Linked DNA regions of Mus musculus: region 1 is linked to region 2. Evidence: chromatin loops called from intact Hi-C (ENCODE). Cell type or tissue: left cerebral cortex. All regions are shown on one strand. Each heading gives the region's core, and the rest is flanking DNA. Links, peaks and the distances in the headings are about the cores only.

Evidence for each region. Peaks named below come from ENCODE experiments on the same cell type or tissue, not always from the same donor. Only the 100,000 strongest peaks of a DNase experiment are listed, where the experiment ranks them.
Region 1: a loop joins it to region 2, with 15 times the contacts of the local background. A loop is called at or near these places in 15 of 42 quality-filtered maps.

Annotation. Positions count from the first base shown.
Region 1 is chr13:94,143,636-94,146,554 of GRCm38, forward strand. The region is part of intron 2 of Lhfpl2 (lipoma HMGIC fusion partner-like 2); the gene reads left to right. Among named protein-coding and RNA genes, the nearest start is that of Lhfpl2, 87 kb to the left of the region's middle. In left cerebral cortex, for the core only: a CTCF peak has its summit at 1,643 (motif pointing right); no DNase peak of the experiment used is centred there.
Region 2 is chr13:93,791,704-93,794,622 of GRCm38, forward strand. Arsb (arylsulfatase B) reads left to right here. Exons shown (of 8, transcript NM_009712.3): 3 at 2,325-2,515. Among named protein-coding and RNA genes, the nearest start is that of Mir5624, 2.4 kb to the left of the region's middle. In left cerebral cortex, for the core only: a CTCF peak has its summit at 1,805; a DNase peak (open chromatin) is centred at 1,831.

The DNA of each region.
Region 1 (2,919 bases), core at 141-2,640, 350 kb after region 2:
AAGGCCCTGTCCAGCCCACAGAGGAAGAGCTTGTTTGGGGTGTAGCTTACTTTTAAATGCTGTGATTAGAGACCATGACCAAAGTAACTTACAAAAGAAATCATTTAAATGAGGGCTTGCTCACAGTTTCAGAGGGTGAATTCATGACCATTATGGCAGGAGAGGGGCGGCAGGCAGGCAGGCAGGCAGGCAGGCAGGCAGGGCACTGGAGCAGTAGCTGAGAGCTTCCACATTGGCACAACCCTGAAAGCGGGGTTGGGGGCATGAGCCTGTGTGCTAACCAGGAATAGTTTTGAAACTTCAAAGTGACAGTAGTGAGTGAATGCTTAAAGAGATGCCACAGATAAAAACACTCCCAGAGACCTCCCGGCTCAGAGATGCCAGACACGACATAGTTCTGAACGGCTCCTGCTGCTGACCACCAGGCCCTCGGCAGTTTGAGAGGGACAACTGAGTCCAGAGCTGTGACTGATATTTTGGAACTGAGAGGAGGAGCTTGGTCGGAAGCTGTCGACTGAGGGAAGACGCATCATGTTTCTTCTGTCCGTTTTGCAGTGTTGGCAGATAAAATTCTGCAGCCTCAGGATCACCAGTTAGAGCCTTTTTAAGGAAACAAACAAGACAGTGACCCAGTTCAGTCCCTCTTCATTTATAACACTGTGCATGAACCAAACAGTACCAGAGGTGACTGGAAGCTTTCCATACCATGGCTTAGTTAACGTAAAAACATGCCTCCTTAGCACACAGGCAGTGTGGGTCATGCTTGTCAGTTGCTTAGCATTTGCTGGTATAAAATGAATGCAAAATGGGGAAGGGAGGGGAAAGAAGGAAAGAGAGTGTTGGGGGGGGTTCATCTGTGCATTTTGAAGACCACCTGTCTTAATCAGCTTTGAGCCACTCAGCTTTTCTGGAGAGTCACACAGCCTGTGTGACATACTAGGAGATCATTCACTACTGAGCTGTGTGGTCCCGACCGAGTGCCCTGTGAGATCAGAGAAAGGGGAGGTTTGCGTGGGCTGACACAGAATGAAAAGTACTTACTAACTTTGAAGAGAGACAGACGAAAACTTAAAAAAAAAAAAATAATAACAACAGTGATGTGTTTGGCCGGTTCTTACAGAAGCTTGGTGAGTGAGGTGAGGCGGGGGAGGGTGGGGGAGAACCCGGAGCAGGGATGTGACAGCTGTGTGGTTTTACGCCTTACTCCAGCCTCCATCTCAGGTGCTGATGCTCACGGCCTGGCCCTCGCCCACCACAGGCTAAAGTACCTTATTATCTGACCCAGTGTTGACCATATGGCAGGCCTTTTCCAGAGAGGTTGAGGGTGGTAGTCAGAGGAGATAGAAAAGTGGCTCAGATAACGAATATATTCCGAGTGCCAACTGTGTTAATGAGTACCTCACCGTCACTGCTCACTGTCACTGAGGCATTCTGCATACTCGCCATGTGTCAAGCCCTTACCTTCTATTTCCTACCATACGGCAATGAAGAAATAGTAACTGCTTCAGGGGCCTCTCTCTCTCTCTCTCTCTCTCTCTCTCTTGAAAAAGATTGATTTATTATTATAAATAAGTACACTGTAGCTGTCTTCAGACACACCAGAAGAGGGCATCAGATCTCATTATGGGTGGTTGTGAGCCACCATGTGGTTGCTGGGATTTGAACTCAGGACCTTTGGAAGAGCCCTTAGTGCTTTTACCCACTGAGCCCTTTCCCCAGCGGCATCTCTCTTTTGTTGTTGTTACTATAAAAATGTGCTCTAGGACGGTGATGTAGCTCGGTGGTCAGGTACTTACCTAACATATTTCAAGGCTCTGGATTCAATCCCTAGCATTGAAAAGAAAGAAACAAACAAACAAACAAATGAAGAAAATAAGATAGATAAATCAAATGAACAAATAAACAAAGTTTCTAGTCTGCATAAAGATAAAAATGTTTCCATAGCTCTGAAGGCTGGCAAGTTCATGCTAGGTGGCAGCATGGATACCTGCCTGTGGCTGCTTCTTGCTTCCAAGATGGGGCCTTGCTGTTGTATCCTTGTTTGGTGGAAGATGGAGGTGAAGAGAGCTCCTTCCCACTTGGAGCCCTTTACTTTTTTCTTTTTCTTTTCATTAATTTATTCACCTTACATCCTAATCACAGCCCCCCTCCCCCATCCTTCCAGAGGCCCTCTCCCACCCCCTCCTCCCTCTCTCCTCTGAAAAGGGGAGGCCCCCTCCTGGATATTACCCCACCCTGGCACATCAGGTCACTGCAGGACTAGGCCCATCCTCTCCCATCAAGGCCAGACAAGTCAGCTCAGTTAGGGGAATGGGAGGCACAGGCAGACAACAGATTCAGGGACAGCCCCTGCTCCAGTTGTTGGGGAACCCTTATGAAGACCAAGCTGCACATCTGCTACATATGCTCAGAGGGTCAAGGTAGGTCCAGCCCATGCTCACTCTTTGGTTGGTGATTCAGCTCTGGGAGCCCCCAAGGGTCCAGATTAGTTGACTCTGTTGGTATTCCTGTGGAGTCCTATCCCCTTCAGGTCTGCCTGGATCTATTTTACAAGAGGACTAATCCATATCTGAAGGCAGAGTCCTGTGTGGTCACCCCCAGCTCCCAGCCCCTAGTTCTGTTTTTCTCTCCTTTGTGGAACACTTCACAGACCTGCCTGTCATCCCTGTGTAGGGGCCATGCTAATTGTCTTAGTGCATGCATGTGCTGCCGAGGCAGGCACCAGCCCTGCTTCTTGCTTCTGTTGCCTTGGGGATGCCATCACTCAAACCATGGGAGGGGCTGAGTGGCAGGAAGACAGACCTGGAGCAGGCTTAGGGTGTGTGGCTCCTGTTTTGAAGAAGTATGTTCGCTGAGGTGTGCTTGGGAAGATCCTAAGTCTCAGGTTGGGGCTGTATGGAGAATGGATGGTTTCTCCAC
Region 2 (2,919 bases), core at 301-2,800:
TTAGCAGCCTAGGTGGTTGGACAGGGGGGCAAGAGCTCACTCAGTACAGTAGTTGCAGCAGTGACCTTGATTTGATCCCTAGAACCTGAGTAAAAAAAGCTGGGTATCATCTAAGCTTTGAGTCCAGGCTCCAGGCTCAAGGACAGTGGAGGTGGGGGCATCCCTGGGGCTCACTGTCCAGGCAGCTTAGCCTAAATGCCAAACCAGGAGAGAACATGTCTCCAAAAACAATGGGAATAGCTCCTGGCAATGATGTCAGGGTTGTCCTTTGACCAATGCACATGTGCACACACACACACACACACACACACACACTAAAAACTTTACATAAAGGGCAGAAGTCATATTCTTGTATGAGAATTAAGGTTCACCCTGGACCTGGATAGACAAATACCCACATTTGTTATTTGTCTATACTGGTTTGGCCAAGTATTTGAGTTCTAGCTCTACAGTTCTTCTATTTTTAATATCATTTAATATTTATGGTTCCTATAACCAAACATATCCTGTGCCTATATCTTCCCCAGTGATAGTTTATATTAATGGAAAGGAGTGTGAAGTGTTCTCTCCAAATTCTAATACTAAGTAGATGTTAAAAACCCAAACTACTGGCTTGATCACTCTAATCACCAAGGTAAGGTTGAGGTAGTTATTTGTGTGTGTGTGTGTGTGTGTGTGTGTGCGCGCGCGCGCGCGTGCGTGCGCGTGCGTGTGCGTGAGAGAGAGAGAGAGAGAGAGAGGGGGAGGGAGAGAGAGAGAACACAAACGTGTAGAGGTCTGAGTCAGGACAGCTTTCAGGAGTCCGTTCTCTTCTTCCTCTGTGTGGATCGCAGGGATCAGACTAAGGTTGTTAGGTTTGGTGGCAAGCACCTTTCCTCATTGAGCCATCTCACCAGCCCTGAAATTATTTTTTTTGTGAATACAATTTTTTCTATTCCATATTAAGTAGTAAATATGTTGGATTTATTTCCTATAAATATAGATAAAATCACACAATAAGTTATGTTGATGTCATATACTAATTATATTCAGGACCTTGAACTTATTTGATCATGAAAAATAGTTAATCTAAAATCAATTGAATTATTACATAAGCTGTATAAGACTCTTTAATTGTCACTGTATACAAAATTCATGAGAAAGGAAAGAGCTAGGCCCATTTTTCATCATTTTAAGACTAAAAGGGAATATATTTAAGAATATAGCTAAGAGCTCATCAAAGTTTATTTCTTTTTAATAGCTTTATTAGGGTATAATTCATATACTATACAGTTTACCCAATTAACGTATTTAATTTAGCGATTTTTAAACAATGTGAGAGATTGTGCCATTATCACCACAATTCAGTTGTAGGAAACCACACACACACACACACACACACACACACACACACATGTATGTCACAAAAAGAAACCAAATCCCATGAGCAGTCATCACGGGCCTCCAGGCAACCAGAGCCCTGGGCCATCCGTCACTAACCACTTTCTGCCCTCTGTTGATTGGCCTTTTCTGAGCAAGTCTGTCAATTTAATCATAATATGCAGCCCAGCTTATTTTCACATTTTCAAAACACGATCACTTGCAGAACAACGATTAGTTGGGGCGTTTCTGTTTCTCCTGTGCTTTCCTCTTTGTTATGGGATCTGGGCTCTAGAAACAGGGGAGTTGACAGGCCACTGGGCTCAGTAAGCACTGCATCTCTGAGCAGCGGGGCAAGGTTCACAGTCTAGACAGAATGCTGCTCTTTGATCTCTGGGGCTGCTCAGCTGGGATAGAGAGCTTGTATTAGGAAAGGTTTATATTTTTCCACCAGTGGGTGTCAGCATTTGACTAAATATAACTCCGGCAAAGGCCCCGTCCATAAATAACCACAGAAATCCATCTCCCAACCTCAGTAGCAACAAATGACACGATCTGAACCCTGTTTTTAGTATTTTACAAGTAAAACCTTGTAACACATTAGTGGTGCGTTATCTTTTTTCTTAGGCAATTTTAAAGAATTAGCATCTGGTTGCTTCCTGAACTTAAACTCTGATTTCTAAAAACCTTTTCCCACAGATCAACCATGTATAAAGAGTTGACAAGCGAGAACAGATGCTCTAAAAGACTCAAGTGAGGAAGGGCCTTGGATTTCCATGTAGTGCCATTTCAGTGGTGTCTCTAACAAATATAGAGATGTTAAGAAGAGAACCCTGATTAGCCCTGTCATTTGATTAGCCTCGTCATGGGCAATCAGTTGCATTAGGCAATTAACTGCTGGAACATTCGTTTGCCTAACAAGCTTTCTGCCATGCCGACTGTTTCTTCTCCCATTCTTCTTGCAGGATACCTCCTAGGCAGTGAAGACTATTACACCCACGAGGCCTGTGCGCCGATTGAGTCTTTGAATGGTACCCGCTGTGCGCTTGACTTAAGAGATGGTGAAGAACCTGCAAAAGAGTATAACAATATTTACTCAACAAACATATTTACCAAAAGGGCTACAACCGTCATAGCTAACCACCCACCGGAGAAAGTAAGGCTTCCTCCTTTAATATTGTCAAAATCTTGTTGCTTCCAAGGGAGTGTGTGTGTGTGTGTGTGTGTGTGTGTGTGTGTGTAATATAACATTTTAGAGCATGTTCCAGTTAGCCAGAAAGGGAAGGTTGTTAGAAGTGAAGAATTTGGATCTTCCTCAGGTCTGGGAGAAAGTACTTAGGAACGCCCAAGAGATGAGTCTCACAGGAAGGGACCCTGGGCTGCAGATGGAGGAAGGCTGTCTGTCCTTCAGCATTTCAGTGGAAACCCTGCTCACTCTTATGATGCTTTATGTGTGTGCACAGTAAGTGGTTAGCAAAATCAGGCTTCAGGATTCCAGACAGGTGTCTGTGCTCGAGGCAGGGCTCCGTTGGGAAGAAGTGTTGGGAACTCAGGGGCTAG